Regions from separate parts of the Mus musculus genome. Here region 1 is linked to region 2. The links are chromatin loops, found by intact Hi-C in ENCODE. Cell type or tissue: heart. All regions are shown on one strand. Each heading gives the region's core, and the rest is flanking DNA. Links, peaks and the distances in the headings are about the cores only. Region 1 overlaps Mmaa (methylmalonic aciduria (cobalamin deficiency) type A). Region 2 overlaps 1700011L22Rik (RIKEN cDNA 1700011L22 gene).

Region 1 (10,055 bases), core at 2,773-5,272, 67 kb after region 2:
CTGTGAGTCACTCTGGTGACTGCTCATTACCTAACACCTTAGTCCCCTGGGTTAAGCCCACCAGAGCCAAGAAAGGCTCTATCACTTAAAAAAAGAAAAGAATCAAAAACCCTTTCATATAATCATGGGTGTGTCTGCCTCTCTCCCACCCACAGAGTCCCCAGCCCTTTGCTCAGTGTGTGGGTGTGTCTAAGTAACACATACACGCACACACACACCCCTTCTGTGTGTCTCTTTTTTATTAGGCTAGAGTTTATCATAAACCTGATTGTAGAATTTCCCTGAATTTTGTGAGTTATCCTCATGAATTATTGCACCTGAGAAGAAGTGGGACCCTTCAGCTTTGTAGCTTGGCAGTACCCATCACCTGGAAACCCAGCTGGTGTCTGAAGTGAAGGAAGGGAAGGACTTGGGCTGGCTACTGATAGAATGACAGAGGAGGAGAGTGCTGTACTGTTATACAGTATGTATGCTACCCAACAGTATCTACCACATGCATTACTTCAGAGCCAGGCGTTGTACAAACACCTATGATGCTGTGGTCTCTATGGACCAAAGCCCTCTATTTACTCCAGTCACTTCTGTGCTGTATAGGGAAACGTTTAAGTTGTATATGTAGCTCAGAGTCACATCTTTTATTATTGTTAGTTGAGAAAAACAAACCACATGTACAGAGAAACAGCCTGTGGCCTCATGGCCTCTAGCCAATGGGAATGCTGTTACTCAAATACTACCTTCAACTTAATTTGCAATAATATTATACTGCGCATTTGTTCTTTCAGGGGTAATTATGGGAGGACCAAAGCACCAAAAATCTTACCTGCAGTTCATCCCCTCCTGCTGGTGGCAGCAATAAAACAAACATATCGACCATGTCAGCCACAGCAAACTCCGACTGCCCTACACCTGGAAATTTAAATCACAACTTTATTTAAAATACTGTTTTTACTTTTTTCCAATTTACTGGCTCATTTACATTCTATTTCACTTAATTCCTCATCTTCATGGTCATAGATTTATGACCTGTTGCTATAACTCAGCACCCACGACTTGATAAAGACAAAAGCTCATTTGCTCAGGGATCTGCAGAGTGGCAAATGCAAGTGCATCTACACAGACAGCATCATATGGGAGACAGGGCAAGCATGCTGACGCAGGAGTCTCTCCTGCTTTCACAAATGCCATTACAGAGGCCTCATGGTCATCACCTTATCTACTCCTAATTAGTCCCCAAAGGCTATTAGCATGAATTTAGATTAAGTTGCTAGCACACCCTCCCGCTTCTCACCAGGTCAATGCTTTGGATGGAGACCCTCCAGACTTCAATTCTCTCTGCTTGTAAAGCTTTCTCTTGGTGTCTCTTTCATCAGTAAGTGGCTTGAACACAGACGGGCTCTAGTCTAAAACCACGTTTGCCACTATGTTCATCTCTTTACGACTTTTCACCTTTATGCAAACTCCCAGTTCTTTTCTCTTTAAACATTCTTGGAGAGACCTCTTAATTGCAGACAAGTACCACTGAAGGGTCTCATAACAGCCATCCCCGAGGGAGCCAGAGAGGAAGCTCCGTGGTCAAGGGCACTTGCTGCTTTTGCAAAGCCAGCTCTGTTCCTACATTACCTAGTTAGTGGCTCACAACTCTAGATCCAGGGGATCCAACATCCTCTTCTGGTCTCTGTGGGTAACAGGAACACACAGACATACATGCAGGCAAAACTTATACACACACACACACACATAGAGAGAGAGAGAGAGAGGACAGACAGACAGACAGACAGATGGGAAGGATCTAAGTGTCTTCAGTATTTTTCATGCACTGTTACCAGGGCACCCACATCACAGAGGAGACTAAGGAAGTACTTCCCTCCGTGGAGGAACAGATGCCATCCCAGCCTCCGCCAGGTCACCCACTTGCAGTTTCCTTGGAGCAGTCATGCTAAAGAGAGCTCCCTTCCATCCACTTTCCCGAAGCCTCACTCAGCCACCACAGAACCTCTCACTTTCTCTATATGGTCAATTTTCTGGAAAACCTTACTTGATGCTCAGTGCCTATGTTTTGATCCACACCCCCAGCTCAACGCTCACCTGGAAACTCTCTATTTGTTGCAGATACTTCTGGTGCCTACTTCTGTCTGTTTTCTCTCCTCACCCTAGAGTTCAGTGTACCAAGTCAAACCGACATGGTGAGGTGTCCTGTCAGGCATCTGAGCAGAGAGTGATAGTAAAGGTAGGCAGAGAGGGACTGCAGGCAGGTCATCTGAAGAAGGCACGTCAGCCGGGTGTGCCTCTTCCCTCTCCTTCCTTCTGTCTGCCACCCAGTGGGACAGTCAGAGTTCCACCAGTCACCTTCCAGTCCTGAGCAACCTTGAGGCAGACTACATGTGAAGGATGGAGGCATCCTGAGGACTGAAGGTGTAGAACTAGATTTGTTCTCAAGCACCTGCCCCAGGGCTTCTTCACTTACAAGACAGCAACCCTCTTTTATCTGAGTCGCTGTTATCATGAGTCTCTAGGACAAGCAGCCATACACAACTCTGAGATAACACACTTGGCTTTTATATTGCCCTCTTCTCTGACTCCTCTCCATTCAATCTTAAATGGTGGCTGTTAGACCTGTCTTCAGATCCATCATGGAAATTCCAGCACTCAGTAGAACTCAGATGGAAATGAGGCTCTACAGAGTTACATGAGGTCATGAGGATGGGGTGCTAACGAAAGGGAAGGAAGGCACCAGGGTGTGTAATCCTGAGAGCGTCCATGTGAGGGCACAACAAGGAAGCCATCTGCAAAAAAAGGGAGGAGAGCACACAAAGCAACCCTGCTGGTGCTGGACCCTCAGCTTCCAGAGCTGTGAGAGGCACATGGGCGTGGTCTAAGCTGCTCAGCCCCTATTTATGACAATAATCCTAGTGAACCAATATGGCTACGTTCTATTTTTATCCCCCACTTTCCTTCACTTAATGTAAACAAAATTTATAACTTGGTGTGGAACTATGACCCATGTTGTTAGGTCTGTATTTATCACCCAGTCTCCTAAAACAATGTCACGTGGACACCTAAGAAGGATGTCACAGCAATGTGTTCTCCTCCCTGCCATCTTCCACAGTGCTCTCTGCCGCTCTGGAAAGCTCCCTTCCTCCTCTCTTCCATGAGTCCTCCAGCTCACTGTCCATGCTTCTGAATTACTTCCTCCTCTCTGGTCCTGTTTACTTGATGTAGCAGTCACCATTTCCCTTCTTTGATTGACAGCATAGTTTAACTGCCTTCCACTTCCACTCTAAATGTTCTAATCATTCTTCATTCTGCTGTGGGGTTCCCTCCAAACGTACATGTGGCTTCCCTTGTTCTAGCTTCCTACTCCTTTCAGAGAAAATGAAAACTCTTTGGCAGGGCACATAAGGAAAACCTTCCCCTGGCCCCTGTTGCAAGTGTCTCTGCCCGAAATGCCGTGAGTGGCCTGATCAGGCAAGCTGCACCTCTCTGAAGGAGTCATGTTTGCTCACTGTGTCTGTGCAAATATGCTTCACCCCCTACCATCAAATCCCACCCTCCCTCCTCCAGGAAGTCTTCACTGATTCCCCCAAACACTGGTTTGGGTTCTATCATATACATTCATCACAAAGTAAACCAAAAGGTTGTCTCTCCGCAAGAGTGTGAAGTGCTGGGGTTTTCGTTTGATGTCCTGCACATGACTGTGCTACGGAGGAATAGCCAGCACCAGGATCCCATGCGTGCTGTGCTGCTGTGATTGACTTCCCACGGTCATTCAAGTGCTTACTAGCCTCTGGCACACGGAACATGTCAGCTTAGATATCAGCTCTGCAGACTCGGGGCTCACTTTCACCTTTTTCATGGCAGGCTCTTGTGAGAAGGGAACATAGCCCATGTACTCACATTGTCTGTGGGGCAATACCTTGTATCTAATTATAGTTCATATCTGCTGAGTGAACTAAATGAAGTCAGTTGTTAGTCATCTTTAAATAGCACTCATTATGAAAGTACATGACTCTTATGAAGTAGAGTATTACACTCACCGACGGTTTCAATAAGAATGATGTCATAGCCCCCTCCTTCACACAACACAATGGCTTCATTTGTGGTCCTTGTCACTCCTCCTAGAGTCCCACTGGTAGGAGAGGGCCTGATGTAGGCATTCATATCTCTTGACAGCTCAATCATCCGGGTTTTATCACCTAAGAGGGACCCTAAAACACACAGTTACATTTTACAATCACGGAAGAGCTGTACGAGCTAATTACCAACCAGCAAACTGCAAGAGGACATGATTTACGGTATCTCTTCCCAAGCCTGAGGTGTATGCCACATTACTGAGTTCTCCTCTAGCTCACTCTCTATCCTCATACTGAAGTTAGTAGTGGATCATTTCAAGCTCCTGGAAACCAACAAGGTCTCCTTGAATTGACCGGAAGTTCAAATCTAAGCCCTGGATGCTCCAGGCAACATCCCTACCTTACCTTCCTTGACCAATGTCGGCATTCCAGGCCCAAGCCAACCCTCTGGCCCAGCATTGTGTCTCTTCACTGCTATCTCCACATTAGTGTGGCTGTGTCCTTGCTGGTGTTCTACTAGGACATCTGGTATGTCCTCTTGTCACTAATTTACAAGAGGTCAAATCAGGGTCCTTGCTACTTCATTTTGGGGTGTTATTTTTACCCTCCCAAACCCTTCCTTTCTTACATAAATGGAATAATAAGTCATGCTGAGGTTCAAACGACATTACACAGGAATGGAACATGTGCTTCAAAACCTGGTAACATAACAGACCATATCTATCTTACATACACTAAAGTCTTTTCCTTCAGAGTCTTTCTGGAACTTTCTCATGACATGTCCTTTGCTGTAAATCTGTACAGTACACAGCAACTGCTCTGCAATCTGTTGACACCCTAGAGGACATAAGAGAACTTTGGTGACCCTCTCCTTTCCCTTTTTACCAAGAACAGGCTCTCCTCCCCATTGTCGCATTTTATCAGCCTTATGCCAGTCTGTTACTTCTCCCCTCACCGCCATGGCGCGCACCGGGATGGGGACTTTCCTACAGCACATCTCAGGTTCACAGCATCTGTTTCGTTTCCTTCATGTGATGGTTTCCAACCAGGGTCCGTCCCTCACCCACCCCACAGGCATCTGCTGTATCTAGAGATGGCTTCACCTGTCACAAACGGGGCAGGATGCTACTGCACCACCATAGGACAGTCACCACATACCACAAATCGCTGCCACCAACGAAGACTTGCCATCAGTGTCACCAAGTGTCACCAGTACCAAAGTTGAGAAAAATTTGCTCTAGCTACAGCATTCCCTGCCTATGACCTTATCCTAAAGCTACTGTACACTGAATGCTAAACAAAGTGGTTACTGTAGTACTCAACTGACACCCAGGAAATGGACTAGTTATATTTTTTGAATTAATTGTAGTATTTGAGCAAACAGCAATACTTTAAATTCTGAAAGCATTAAACCCTTAAACTACTACCTTTTCCTACTTCCTCTTTTTGTAATTAAAAACATATTTGATTTTATCATTTTTAATTGTGTGTGTGTGTGTGTGTGTGTGTGTGTGTGTGTGTGTGTCTACAGGTAAGTATGTGTGCAGAAGTGCAGGTGCCCGTGGAGGTTGGAGGTACTGGCCTCTTAATTTCCTGGAACTAGTGTTATAGGTGGTTGTAAGTTACCCATTGTAGGTGCTAGGAACTGAACTGGGTCCTCTGCAAGAGCAGTGCTCTTAACCTTTTGCCATACAGTTACATACAAAGAATGGGGATAGTCTTACCTGACCATTTACACTCACCTAAGGGCATTTCCCCACCATGAGACAGCGAACACTGAGTTCCTTAAAGGTATGCCATTTTCCTTTATTATTCCACATAGGCACTATTCTAGGGCACATGCCTACCATATACCTTAACTTCCTTATTTTTTTTTCACATAAAACCTTTCCTAAAGTATCTTCCTACAGAAATCATCCCTGCAGAAGTGCACAATCTGCTGTATCTACGTATTACCTATGGATGCCAGCACACTTAACACAGCATTAGCAACTTATTCTCCCATAGAACTTTTCTTGCCAGTGAACCCAAAATGTTAGCTGTAGTTCCCAGGGTGGTCTCGATGCTATATTACAGGAAGGCTTATGACTCTAAAGCACAAGGACAGACAAATAAATGAATAACTAATGTTTATACAGACTGCGAATTCACATTTATAACATTCCATTTAACTGCACCTATTTTTTCTCTTGAATTACAGATACGTTTTTAAAACCCTAGGAGTAGGACCTTCGTTTTCAGTTTGATTAGGTTAAGAACCACAACTTAGTCAGTAAAGTGCCTTTCTTGCAAGCACAAGGAAATGAGTTTGACCCCAGCACCCCTAAGAAAACCAGGCCTGGTGGCACAAGCTTGTAATCCTAGCACTGGAAGGCAAAGATATGCATTCCTAGAGCTCTCTACCAGCCAACAGAGCCTACTTGGTGGGTTCCAAGAGAGTGAGTCTGTCTCAAAAACAAGATGGACAGCACCCAAGGAATGACACTGAGGCTGACCTCTGACCTTCACTCACGTGTCTCCCTTACACACATGCATGCACACACATACACATAGAAAAGAAAGGTTAGGAGCCAACTAGCTATGTGCTATGAAGCTTTAATCACAGGATATAACATGAGGTCTGTTATTAATTACTATTTCAAGCTACTGTTTTATTTTCCTATGGAAATACTCTAGACCATGAAGGTGGGGAGGAAAAGGCCTTCTCACTTGTACAAAAATTAGAATCATTTATGAAAACCTTTCATTAATTTTCATACAGCAAAGTTCCTTTGCTTGCTTGTTTGTTTTGGTTTTTCAAGACAGGGTTTCATTGTGTAGTCTGGCTACCCCGGAACTTGCTTTGTAGACCAGGTTGGCCTCAAATTCAGAAACCTGTCTGCTTCTGTCTGCTGAGTGCTGGGACTAAAGGCCTGTGCTAGGTTCATTTAGCAATAGTCTTAAACAGTAAATAACCTAGACAACAAATTGACAAGGATAAACCTTGGAACTAGAGTATAATTTCATTTACCATTAAACGTTCTATTACAGTGAACCAAACCCTTTGACTGCTCTGAGCCATACTCCTCAGTAAAGGGTAATTAAGAACTGTTATCTACTTCTCCCCTGACCTAAGGTCTTTCAAGTGTGATTACTTTCTGAAGGATACTACAGCATACAAACCAAACACTTTCACTAAATACCAAGTATCACCCCTCAGAGCACATACTATAGTGCGACTGCTTATGTTGCCTGGTTCCCTCATGAGACATGAACTGAGCAAGGCCAAGAGCATTGTGTCATAGTCACCATATAGCACAGTCCCCTTTGGTGGTGCCTCACCTACAGAAGAAGCTCCAATGTCAGTTCAGCGAACAGCTGTAATCCGAGCAGCTTAACTCAAGAGAGAGAAGGGGGAAATGGTTCCTGGGTAGTTACAGGAAAGACTTTGTATGTTTTCTTTAAATGGTCCTTAGGGAGCTAAGTTTACATTCATTTTATCTCTGATGAGCTGCAAATTAAGTGTTGAGTGAATGCATGACCTCACTCCAGCAAGTGAGTGCTAAGCACCGTGCAGTGCACTGTGTGCTTGAGCGCTGTAGGGAACAGCAGTAGGCTACAGGGCCCTTCAGGAGCTTTGTTTCGCTGGCCATAGAACAGACAGATGACACGCTATAAACACTTGTACTTTTCCCTCACGATTAATTGAATAGATGCTACAACACTATAAAGATAATAACAGAGAAGTAGAGGCCACTGGAGAAACAAAGACTGCAGATAGGGCCTGGTCTTAGGCATGATCACCAAGAGGCTAACACATGCCCTTTGTTCAGCCTCATCTGCTGGCCCCTCTCACCCTGCCTGAGTAGCCACCGAGCTACCCACAAGCTGACCTCCTCTGTGTAGTGCACATCTTCCTAACCCAGTCTCAGAGTTTCTACATCACTCTGCAGAACAGAAATGGCACCTTTCATGAGACCAAACTCATCTGACAGTTAGAGGACACCCAACTACCAATTCTCACTAACCTGTATCAGAGTCCCCACTAGCTGTTCAGTTAAAAAAAAAGCCAGCCATACTCACCACCACTGGTGCAAGAAGATGGATCCACAGCTAGCACAGATAACCTGTGCCCTTGCTCAGTCAGCATTTTCCCAAAACATTCTATGAATGTTGATTTTCCTGCACCAGGGGGCCCGGACAGTCCTATAGTAGAAAGAGGTCTATGTTAACAGCTCAGATGAAAAGGTATCCTGGCATCCAACAAAGTTACACCACACAACAAACCTCACACAAGACATTTATTAGGAGGGAAAAACACAGCAGAGCGGCTGCCTCTTTTCGGACAAGGAGCAAAGAACTGAGCAGGGGGCTTGCTTTATACAGGGTTTCTTTGGGGTGGGGCTTTCCAGGGTAGCCGGGGATTAAAGGGTTATGTGGTCTGATCTTGGGGCAAGCTCAGGGATGTGGTAGCCTGACCTTGGGCTTCTTTTTTCTTTTTTCTTTTTTCCCCCCTCCTATAAGATACATCCTGGACACTGCTCTGATTCGAATGGGCTGGGAATGGCTGTTTGAAAGTCTTTGGAGTGGGACCTAGCTGCTGTGCCTTGAGTGACTTATAGGTCTTCCATAAATATAATCAGCATGGTGAATAGTTTCATCTCGCCTATGAAAATCATGACTGACATATTTTAACATGCCTTAAAGTGTAAGTGAAAAATCTTATCTTTATCTAATTTCTGAGTAGCAGTGAGATAGAGAGGAAAATTTGCAAGTTTTGTATGGTCATAAAGTTCACTTTCACCAATCAGATGTGGTTTGCCCTTTTCCTGTAATGCAGATCTTTGGGAACAGACATTATTGCTTGTGTTGCAGGGTGCGGAACTTCTACATCTGCCCTCCTCTCATCACGGTGGGTAATTATTCCACCCACCCCCTTCTGTTTCTTCCCACTGGAAAAACAATCCATTACTCTAGAAATTGCCAGTGATTGAGAAAGTAATTTTCCATACAAATATTCTTCTTTTTACTCATAACTTTAAGAAAATATATAATAAAAGGAAATCTGAAAAAAAAAAAACCTACTTGTGTTCAAAATGGCAGAGAAACCCCTACTAGAGAGTCAGTCGATCATAGCAGGTAAGGGGTCAGCCAGTGTGTCTCATCCTTGTGAGATCCTCACAAACCCAAGGTCTGTGGTCTGTCCTGTGCTGCTCACCTTCCCTGGTGCCTCAGCATTCTTCTCAGGACAGCAGCTACTGCAATAGTATGGGTCTTTGCAGGTTGTTTTAAGAATTAGATGAGATTATGTTTAGTACAGTGTGTCACATACACTGCAGGGCATGAGAGCTGTTCCCATTGAATAAAAAATATTAATCATAGGCATTTAACAATCTTCAAAGGTATATGTAGTGTGTGGAAGGCTTAGGTCCTTACTCCTCATGGCAGGTCTCCATCTCAAGCACCTTTATAGATGCTGAATAAATCTGTGTTACTTTTATTTACGATGATGATAAAATAACTGAAGACTTGAGTTAATCGGGCCTAAGATCAGAGTAGGCTATCCAGAAAGATCTGAGGAGGTTTGTGTGAGCTGCTAAGCAAACATATCCCTAGGACTCTTGTCTCTTCAAAGGTTCTCTAGCTGAGTATAAGCAGACTTTGTCATGCTGGGTTTTCTCTCCAAGGAGAATACTACTAAGACCCAGTGTAGTACTCTCAAAATGAGAGTCTCTCCTTTTAGGTAGAGGAAGGGCTGTGAAATGTGTGGACAATGACAGGGATTGGTTGGTGAGCTATTTGTGAAAACCATCTTTAAAGCATTCATATCCAATCCTATGAGGTCTGATTCTCTGTGTTACCGATATACTATGATTCAAAGTCTAGTACAACGTCAATGTTCGTGTGCATCTACTCATTGCCCACACGTCCCTGCACTACCCCACCATCTCAAGCTCTTCTTAACAGAAGAGTTGGTTCAAAGCACCTGTTTCACCGTCATGGGAC
Region 2 (10,055 bases), core at 3,433-5,932:
TAGTGGAGAGATGGGAGAGGAAGAGAAGCAGGGCAGTTTGAGCACAATGAAGAGCAGAGCTGGAGACTTGAGAGTGAATAGGATCAGCCTGCTGTGAGTGGCCTGCCCAAGCACCTGAGGCCATGGTGAAGTCCTGGCCTGTGCTGCCACTCTGTCTGACACCATGACCCAGTAACATCAGGGTCTGTGTAGATGTCTGTGGCCCATGTTACACCAAAGGCCATATGGACATCTCAGGTAAATGCGGGCTTTGCATGCCTCACTACCTAAGGCACTCAGGAGAGCTGATCCCATTCCTTACCTGGGCAGCACAGTAGAGCTGGCCCTGGCGATGGGGATCGTGCATCGGGGAAAGCTGCCCCTGGGGACATGAGCATGGGAGAGCTGGCTGGCCATGCAGTGGCAAGCGAGTAGAAGAGATGTCCCCACCCCCTTGCTGTCCCAGAGGCAGACAGGAGAGCTGGCTGCATCTCTTGTCAATCACTGGCTACAGCACTTGGGAGACTGGCCCCACACTTTGCCTGGGAAGCACAGAAAAGCCAGCCCCAAGGATGTGAGAACAGGAAAACAGGCCCCTTCCCCTCTGGCTAGGTTCCCCCCACTGGGGCAGCATTAGAGCTCTTGTCCCAGTGACATGAGTGAGGAAGAGCTAGAGGGCAGCTACCACCCATGCTCAGATCCAGGGTTTTGTGTTGGTCCACCCCAACACCTACTCCATCTATGAACTGCTTGAGCATGTGAAGGGGCCAGTCCTGCAGATCCAAAGCTTTAGGATCTCCATGAAGCAGGGCATTAGCAGGATATCTGAGAGGAACCCTGGTAAGGAACTGGTATTGATAGTGTAGCAGAAGCCAGGACCCTTGAACCAGACTCATTGCAAGGAACATTTGCAGGTAAAGTTGTTTGGGCAAAGGGGTGTACTGTGTGACACACGGACACACTGTGACATACTGCAGCGTCCATGGAAGGGTGGTTTGTTTATTTATGTATATTTTCTTGGTGGGAGAGGTTGCAAGGGTGAAGGGCAGATACAGAGGAAAGGGGAGATGAGTGAGACTGGGGTGCATGATGTGAAATTCGCAAAGAATCAGTAAAAAGCTAAAACAAAACAAAACCTCAATGCAACCCTCATACTCAGGCCAGCCAAGATGGCTCAGCAAAGTAAAACGACTTGTTGCCAACAGTGACCACCTTAGTTCAGTTCCAGAGTCTCATGGTGGAAGGGAGACAACTCCCACAAGTTGTCCTCTGACCCCCACACAAGCACCACGGCTCCTGTGTAATCATCCACATATAATTAAAAATCTAAAAATATTAAAAATCTCACAGTGTCACATTTTCTTTTCAGAAACAAGCAATGGGTTGGAACACATTTCTCCGGGTATAAGGGGAAGACTCCTTATATTCTAGAAAGGAAATGCTGAGAGGTTTGATGTGGTGACCTCAGCCCCGTAAGGTCCAGGTGACCCGAGTCACCTGCTGCTCCGTCAGTGTCTGAGGACTACCGAGCTTCATCTTATCTGAAGCTTCTGATTCCAGTGGCTCAGACATCTATTGTTGGCTGAATACCAAGTCCACGGCTCACTTTTCCAAAGGACCCCAGCCATGATGTCACACTCACGCATCCTTTGCAATGGAGGGAACTGTAGTCCGAATTTGGTTTCTTTAAAAACTCAATTGTGCTATGTGGATATGTTTTTGTTTTATTCCCAGGTGTGGGATAAGAGGCTGCTTCATAGCAGGTGACTGTGATTGTCTCGTACATTAGCAGGGGTGTGATCTTTGCCAGCTGCAGGTAGTTTAATTCTGGGGACTCTGGAGAAGGTATAAATGCTGGAGACAGAGGACCTATGGTGGCTGCTGCTCCCCTTGCTGGTTCCTGCTGGTTCCTGCTGGTTCCTGCTGGTTCCTGCTGGTTCCTGCTGGTTTCTGCTCCTGCATTTGCTGTTGCATTTGCTGGCTTGTAGGATTGCTGGACTGCTGAAGTTTGTAATTGTCCCTGGGTACTCCATGCCCCTAATCAGCAGAAGTAGCCTAAAGAAGTCTGTACCCCCATTTCCACTCTAACTTTCTCTCCTACCTAGTGTTGGGGGAGTAAGGGCTGGAAGGGTGGTAGCTATGGGAACCCAATAAAATAACTTTAAGAAAAGCCAACAGGGGCCTGGATAATCTATTGAACAAATTTTCCATTGTAGAAGAGTAGGCACCCAGAGAAGTCACAGAACTTGACCTTGATTGACAGCCTGCTCAGGCCTTAAGATTTTATTTCTGCTTTGGCCCATAAAGACTAGAACACACACACACACACACACACACACACACACACACACACACACACACACGAGCTCTACCACTGTATATGGAGTCATCTAGGCAGGACCACACTAAACAGCACTAAACACTAACCAGGCTACAGTGGGAGTTTGAACACCCAATTGCATTTCCTCATTGTACTAAGAAGGCATACTGGTGTAGACTTCTCACCCGAGTACTCAGAAGGCCGTGGCAGAAGGATCAAGAGCTCCAGAACAGCCTGGGTTACAGAGACTCAGAAGAAAGTCGCCTGGATTTGGAGGGGGAAGTAAAATAAGAGAGACAAATCATGAGAGAAAGGAATCTGCTTAATAGTAAAACCAGTAACAATTATTCGTACAACTCGCATTAACCCAAAGCAGCCTTGGAGATCAGTCTCAACACTAAACCACAAAACAACCTTCTCATGTGTACGTTATACATTCATATATAGTATGTATTTCATGAAATATTACACGACCAATATAGGTTTTTGTCCTCCATGAAACACTAAAGGGAAGAGGAAATTTTAATGTGCATTCAAAGATTGTTTTAAAAATTGGCAGAGGGCTGGAGACAGCTCAATGGGTAAGAACACTTGATGCTCTTGCAGATGACTAGAATTCTGTCCCCAGCACCCACATCATGGTGGCCCACAACTCCCTGTCAGTCCGGTGCAGAAGGATTTGACACCTCCTGAGGCCCTCCTGAACACTGTGAGCAAGCACACAGACATTTACATATACGGGTAAAAATTTTAAATCTTCTTTAGCTTTTTTTCTTATTAAACTGACAAAAATCCTTTCCAAGACTCATTTTTCTCCTTTTCTCTACAACTATTTAAAATGCTTTCCCGCACCGAGGTCCAGTCTCCCCCGGCCCACTCTGCTCCGTACTTTATGACATAGATCAGTACTTTACGGCATAGATCAATGTAACTTTCTGGTTCCTTCCTCCTTATCCAACATCCACACTAAAGACAAGCCCAAGCCCTCAACTTAGAGAGCCTCTTAGTCCCAAGGGAAATAAACTTCCAAAATGAACAGGCACACACCATTCTCATGAAACTCCAGAATACCAGGAAACAGACACAGTCCTTCAAGGTGCAGCAGGATTCTGAGAGACTCTTTACAAACGGTGGGATTCTAATCACCAAAAGACTGTTTATCAACCACAGAAGTTTCCGGAAAAGAACCAGACGTGGAGTAGAAATACTCAGAAAAAAGAATAAATTCAAATGAATCGATTATCCTCTCTCCACTGTCCTACATAGAAGGAAGAGAGAACGAGAGAGAACTTACTCCAGCAGGAAGAAGAGTGAACCTTACAGCACGGCGTGCGTAAGAGCAGAGAAGGATCATATTTTTATTTTATTTTTATAATTAGAAAACAATCTTCTTCCAAAGGCTGGGGAGAAGAGGTGAGAAAATACAATTTAATTTACTACTTTTATTTCTTTCCATTTTTGCTTTGTACAATATGACATTACTACATATAAAAATGCTTTCAGATTGAATGTCGGTAGCTAGAATGACAGAACCCACAAAAAATGTGCTTTAAGGGGGAGCCATATTTGGAAAAAAAATTTCCCCGTTAAGACTTAGAAACTCGGTCCCTGATTCTGACCATATGCTTCTTGGTGGGAATTGTCTGCCTTGTATCAGCCATCGTGGCAATGTCAGTGACTCTGGGGAAAGCCAGCTGTAGACTATCAGGGTTTTTTTTGTTTTGTTTTGTTTTGTTTTTCCCAACAACTTGGACTAGATTCTGGATTGATTGGCAAAGGTAAAAATTAAAAAAAAAATATTTCAGACCATCTGATATGTTCAAAAGAGTCTGTGGATATATGTGAAGTTGGTGGTCCTGAGGACTGTCACCCCAAGGTGTGGATGTCTGTGAAGTTCGTGGTCCTGAGGGCTTTCTTCAGGTATGGCAGTGGAACTTCATCTCTGCCCAGTTGTTGTTTATGGAAGACCTCAGGCTACACCAGGTTTCTGTTGAAAAACTCTCAATGCAAATGCCTATGTCATATGCCATGAATTTATGGCTTGGAATCTCTCACTTGAGCCTTTTTACACCATCCCTGGTGCGTGCCAGAAAAAGAACAGTTGCCAAAAAGCAGACATTTTCCTGTCTCTAAAAATAAAACTCTGGCAATGCTTCATGCCCCCTGTGCCAAGACCTGGTTCTACCCAGGATAAACAATAGAAGACCAAGCCGACACAAGGCAAATACTGGCCCTAAAGCAGGCCTGTGACTGGCAGCAGAGGCTTAGGCCAGAGCATTTGTAGCTGTAGACCGGGGGCCCATTATCTCCACCCGGATGGTGGACAGCTGCTAACCCCAACCCAGGCCCAGGTGTGGCCAAGAGGGAAGGCCTCCAATTATGCTAGAGGTTTTGTCTCAACTGAGGTCACAAAGTCCTCGCCAAATCCTGCCCTCGGAGCTCTGGAACTGAGTGTAGGCCGCTTGATTGGTGTGGGCCACAGGGAGCTCCTGAGAGGGGACAATTCCCTGTGCACCTCCCTGCTTTTGCCCTCTAGGCCCAGCTGAGAGCCCTCACCTGTGACAGCAGTCCCAACAAAGCCACCCTAGCGAAAGAATACTATACTAGCAACTGGCTTTCCCGTTTGAATTCTCAGCTCTTCAAATGCTCCTGTAGTACACATTCAAGGGCCTGTGCTTTGTCATGACGGTTCAAGTCTACCGTCCATCGGTAACTTGGCTTTTTGCTTCTTTGGGGATTTAGGAGGGCTGAGAGGAGAGGAGCAGACCTAAATATAGCGAATATTCAGAGGCATAATCACTCCATAAACATGCTTCAGAGGGACGGAGTGCAGGGCTGATCCGGATGACAGATGTCACTCACCCAAGTGTCACATCTTAAAGAAAGCTGAATGGGCCCATTTTCCAACAGGACTGGAGTGACGCCTGTTCATACTATAAATATTTATGAAGTCATCATTCTTAGACTGTAGTTTTTCCAGGTAGGTTGCCTTTGATGACAAAGTTAAGCAGTGATTTCCCTGAAATTATGGACTAGTCAGCAGAGCTTGTTTGGTGGGTATTTCACAGAATGGGAAAGAGGAGAAGGCAAACAAGCCTCCAGTCCGTGCAGCTTCTGCATGTGGAAACCTCATTATGTCAGTCATTCTCACTCGAAACGTGACAGCCTTCTCAGGAGTGAGGGACACCACTTGCTTCTACTCATGCAGAGGTAATGACGAGAGGCCAGGATGAACCTTACCGTCCGATTTCAGCCCCCACTACCACCCTGCTAGGAGGGACCTTTTTAGTACTCTTAGCCTGTCTCTTATTAACACACACAAAAAGTGTACCTCACACCATCCCTGCTCATTTAAAAGGAATTCTGAGAATGTGTGGATGTCTGCCTAGGTGTCTCCCTGCATGTTTATGCATAACGCATCCCTTGAGCTGGTTGCCCTGACTGCTGAGGAATGGCGCCCAGAACCCCCTCTCCTGCCCCACCATGGGCAAGCTTTCCACTTTCTCCCAGGAGCAGCCTAACCCCCCTCTAACCAAGGCACCTCAGCGATCCTAGAGACTTAGAACTCCCAACCACACCCCCCCCCAACACACACATACAGAGAGAGAGAGAGAGAGAGAGAGAGAGAGAGAGAGAGAGAGAGAGAAAGAGGAAGGGAGGGAGGGAGGGAGGGAGGAGAGAGAGAGAGGAGAGAAAGAGAGAGAGAGAGAGAGAGAGAGAGAGAGAGAGAGAGAGAGAGAGAGAGAGAGAGAGAGAGACCTTGTCACTTTAAAGCCCGCAGGTTGTTAATCTCCTGAAGGCACCAGTGCACTTGGCAGTCTGCTAAGCCTGCCTCTTTCCTGGAGAAAAGGGTGGCATTTTGCCTAGGATGTGATGCCCAAACCTCAGGGTAGCCCTGGCCCTATCACGTGGATCTGCCCCTCAGGGAACCGTTGCTGATCCTTTGGCTCCAGCCTGGGAAGCCTTTTACAAAGTGAGTCACAGGCTGCATTGACCACCCTATCAGGGGAGGCCAGGGCTGCCATGTATGGTCTGTGCTCGGTGCCACCCACCTCTCATGTCACTCCTACTTTTTTTGCCAGGACAGCCTGAGTCATGAAACTCAGCGCATTCCTTAGGCCTTGGATCGTGTTTCCTTGTTACTACTTTGTCTTTGTTTTACGGAGCACCTGGTTTCATTTTAAAATCCCAAATAAAATCCCCTGGCCAGGGTGGGGGTGGGAAGAGAACAGAAAGAAAGCAAAGGAAAAAAGGGAGGGAGGGAAACCTAGGCTGGTGGTGGAGACAGAGGAAAAGGAGGACCCTGGACAAAACAGGACGGCTACAAGTTAATTCCTTCTGACCAGAGGCTCTTTCACTGCCTGGAAGTGCCTGTGGCTGGTCCCCTGCTGCTTCCCGTCCCGTCCCCCCCTTTTTTCCAGTCTCCTCAATAAACGGACTAATCTTTGATAAACCTGAAGAACTTTCCAAATACAGCACATTATGAGTCCTTAAATCGGCCTGTCTCCTTTATCTTGTACTATAAACCCTAATTCACTGCGTGAGTCAGTATTTTTCCATAAGCTAACTTTTTTTTTTCTGTTCTGTTTTTTCCTATGGGGGTAGGGGGAGTCAGGGAAGAAGGCGGTCTGCATAGAAGGCAGACTCAGCCCTCCCGACATGCTGCTGGTCACGCTGAGTTTCTGTGGCCAGGTTATTTCTGTAAATTTGTCTGTAAAGCTGTTGACATTGATTTTTAGAATGGAAACAGAATTCTAACAAACTCTGGCTTGCATGTAGCAAAAGCTGAACACTGGGGCACTAAGAAAGCCTTGCCATGGATAAATGCCTCCTTAGGAGTGGTGATGCACAGTCACTGGGGCATGGTCCTTGGGTGCCAGCCTGGGCGTCTGCCCAGAGGTCCCCTCGCTCTGCCTGCGCAGGGCAGACTGTTGGAGGCTCCGGAGTGGCCCAGGGCTGCATTTACATTGCACGGTTCTGGCGAGTTTAATGGAAACCACATGAAGGGGAAGCAGACCAGATGGCTCCCAGCGAATGTATTTAGCCCAACCTGGGGCTAAAGGAAAAAAACATATTAAGGGTTGGGTCCTGGGGTGCGGCTAGGGGGTTAGGGTGCGACGTTTGTGTTTCCTGTTCAACAGGAGCCGTGGGTTGGGGTGCAGGCTGGATCGGGGCCCCGAAGCGCCGGGTGGCAGAGGAATGGCTGCCAGCGGGAGGGAACTATTCCGTGGCCTTGCTCCTTTTTGCCAGGTCCCTTAGCGGCTCTCGGGCAGGGCAACCACACGGCTGTGAGGGGACCCCGCCAGGGCAGATGCAGCGGGAAGAGGGAGGCGCAGGCCTATGGGCGCCGCGGAAGGCGGAGCCAGCTGCAAAGCCAGTTTTCCCTGAGTGGAGGGAACTGCTACAGGCCTTCTGGGTCATAGCACAGGGAAAACAGAAAGGTCTTTCTCTGAGGTAGAGGACAGGCTACATAACTCTGGAGCCCACTAAGGTGGAGGTCATGCTATCGTTTGTGAGGTTCTAACAGCAGAATGTGAACCTGGGCACTTTGTAAAGGAACATTAATCATGTTTATGACAAACCCCTTCCCCATCAACACACGTGCGTGTGTGCGCGCGCACACACACAAGAATAAGGGAGGAAGCCCAGGGAAGTTTCTAGCAAGATCTTCCCTATGTGCACAATCCATCAAAGCCTTCTTGGAACTCCTGTCTCAATGGCTTAACACAGACACGAGGTAGGGCTCTAGGTCTGTGGCTTCTTTCTTGAAATCACTTGAATTTGCGCCCTGAGCTTCCACTGGTATTGGAGGAGAATCGATCCGTCCCTGAGTCCTCCGAGGAGCCCAACTTGCTTTCATAATCCCATTGTCGCTGAAGCTGGAGGGAGAAAGGGTTCGATTGTCAACACTCGCGCATCCACAAAGATCAGTTCCCACAAAAATAGGATTTAAATTGCCTCTTTCAAACTAGACATCACTCATGAGCAGGGCCTGGCATCACTTTTGCATTTTCTTCCATCTTAAAAAAAGCTAAATAAACCCTTTCTGTTTCATATATTGTACCTCAGTCAGGAAGGACAGATCAATAAGCAAGATGGATTTAAAAAGACAAGAATTCTAAGAAACGCTAAAGACTCGGTCTCTTGTCTCGGCCCTTTCATCATCCCCCACTGATAGGAACCTTTACTATGCTTTCCCACTTCCAACCAGCAGGCAATCCTGGGTGTGAGTTCTCGGCTTTTCAGTCCTACATCATGACCCTCTTCAAGTCAGGTTCCACGAACATGAAGAATTCAAAGAGAGTTTCCAGTGGAGCTGGTCACCAAGCAAATGTTTTTAACCCTAAGAATTTTGGCAGCCTGGCAGGAAATGGACAATTCTCAACCTGGTGGCTTTTGCACCTTCCCCTAAAATATCAGTACCTGTTTTAAAATATTTTAAATGTGGGGAATGGAGGGATGGCTGCTCTTCCAGAGGACCCAGGTTCAATTCCCAGCACCCACACCGTAACTCATATCCATCTGTAACTAGATTTGCAGAGGACTGGAGCCTTCTGGCCTGGGAGGGCATCAGGTACAGACATATATGTACATATAAAAAAATGAAAATATTAAATGTTGCTTTACTCATTAAAGCCATGGTTTGGTTTGGTCAGGATTCTGGCTCAACATTAGTCAGATAACTGCCCCATATTTATCGAATGTGACAGGGAAAGAGGAGGGGGATGGGGGGATGGTTTTGGACTGTTAGTACATCACAATAGAATGTATGAAAATGGATTTAGGGGAGGGGTCAGGAGAGGAAGACAAGCATCCCTCAGTACAGCTCTGACACTGATTGGCAATGAAATTGCCTGGCACCCGTGCAACTCCACGCAGCAAGAACGAATTATTTAATTGTAGTTAATCATTCCCTTAGACAACTCCCAGGAGGAAGCTGCGACCAGCACACTTTCAGGAAATCATCTTCCTTTCCCAGAAGTGAGCCCCCTCCCCCACCCGAGAAGCAGGTCCATGACTGACTGCACAGGATCTTTCACCAGACCCACAGCTTCTAGACCCCGGCATCTTTCCTTGTGGTGCTGCCTTCTAGTGCGCCGGCATTCCCTAGATGCTAAAGCGACTGCTTCATTCTGGAAGGATACCATTCAAATAGGCTTAGCTGTCTGCGACCCAAGGAAAGCTGTCCAACCCTTCCCTGTTAGCTAAATTTACCAGGTTCATTTGGTGACCCAGACCAGCCTATTCAAAGTGACATGTGTGCATAATTGGTATTCTTGTGACAATCTTAGGTGCTACTTGAATAACATTAAAAAAATTTTACTGACCAAGTTATTTTTTTCTCCCTAACACATGTAACCAGCATACCAAACTCATGACATCACACATTTAATTACTTAGCATAAAGCTAAGTTGTTTGGATTCAACTTAAAGAGAGGCTCTAATAAAATTAAATGATAGCAAAAAATTGCTTTATTTTATACTAAATGAAGTTAGTAGGACACATAGAAGAAATAGAGAATTGTGTGAGAGCCCTCTGTGTGTGTGTATCTGTGCTCATGTGTATGTATGCTCATGTGTATATGCATGCCTCTGTGTACGTTATGTGTGCATATATGTGTTCATGTGTGTGCCTGTGTGTGTTCCTCTGCCTGTGTTCTTGTATGTGCATGTTCATGTGTATGTACATGCTCATAAGTGCTAGTGCACACATACATGTTTGTGCATTTTGGGTATTCATGTGTATATATGTGTG

What was found. Hi-C counts contacts between places; a loop is a spot of excess contacts. Peaks named below come from ENCODE experiments on the same cell type or tissue, not always from the same donor. Only the 100,000 strongest peaks of a DNase experiment are listed, where the experiment ranks them.
Region 1: it touches region 2 in a loop (2.7-fold over the local background); 3 of 42 quality-filtered maps call a loop at or near these places.

Annotation. Positions count from the first base shown.
Region 1 is chr8:79,270,070-79,280,124 of GRCm38, forward strand. Mmaa (methylmalonic aciduria (cobalamin deficiency) type A) reads right to left here. Exons shown (of 7, transcript NM_133823.5): 3 at 8,133-8,255; 4 at 4,035-4,205; 5 at 821-906. Among named protein-coding and RNA genes, the nearest start is that of Mmaa, 20 kb to the right of the region's middle. In heart, for the core only: no CTCF peak of the experiment used is centred there; a DNase peak (open chromatin) is centred at 3,812.
Region 2 is chr8:79,202,580-79,212,634 of GRCm38, forward strand. 1700011L22Rik (RIKEN cDNA 1700011L22 gene) reads right to left here. Exons shown (of 6, transcript NM_026315.1): 6 at 7,851-8,178. The coding sequence ends at 8,071. Among named protein-coding and RNA genes, the nearest start is that of Gm30271, 5.7 kb to the left of the region's middle. In heart, for the core only: no CTCF peak of the experiment used is centred there; a DNase peak (open chromatin) is centred at 4,542; H3K27ac peaks cover 1,147 bases.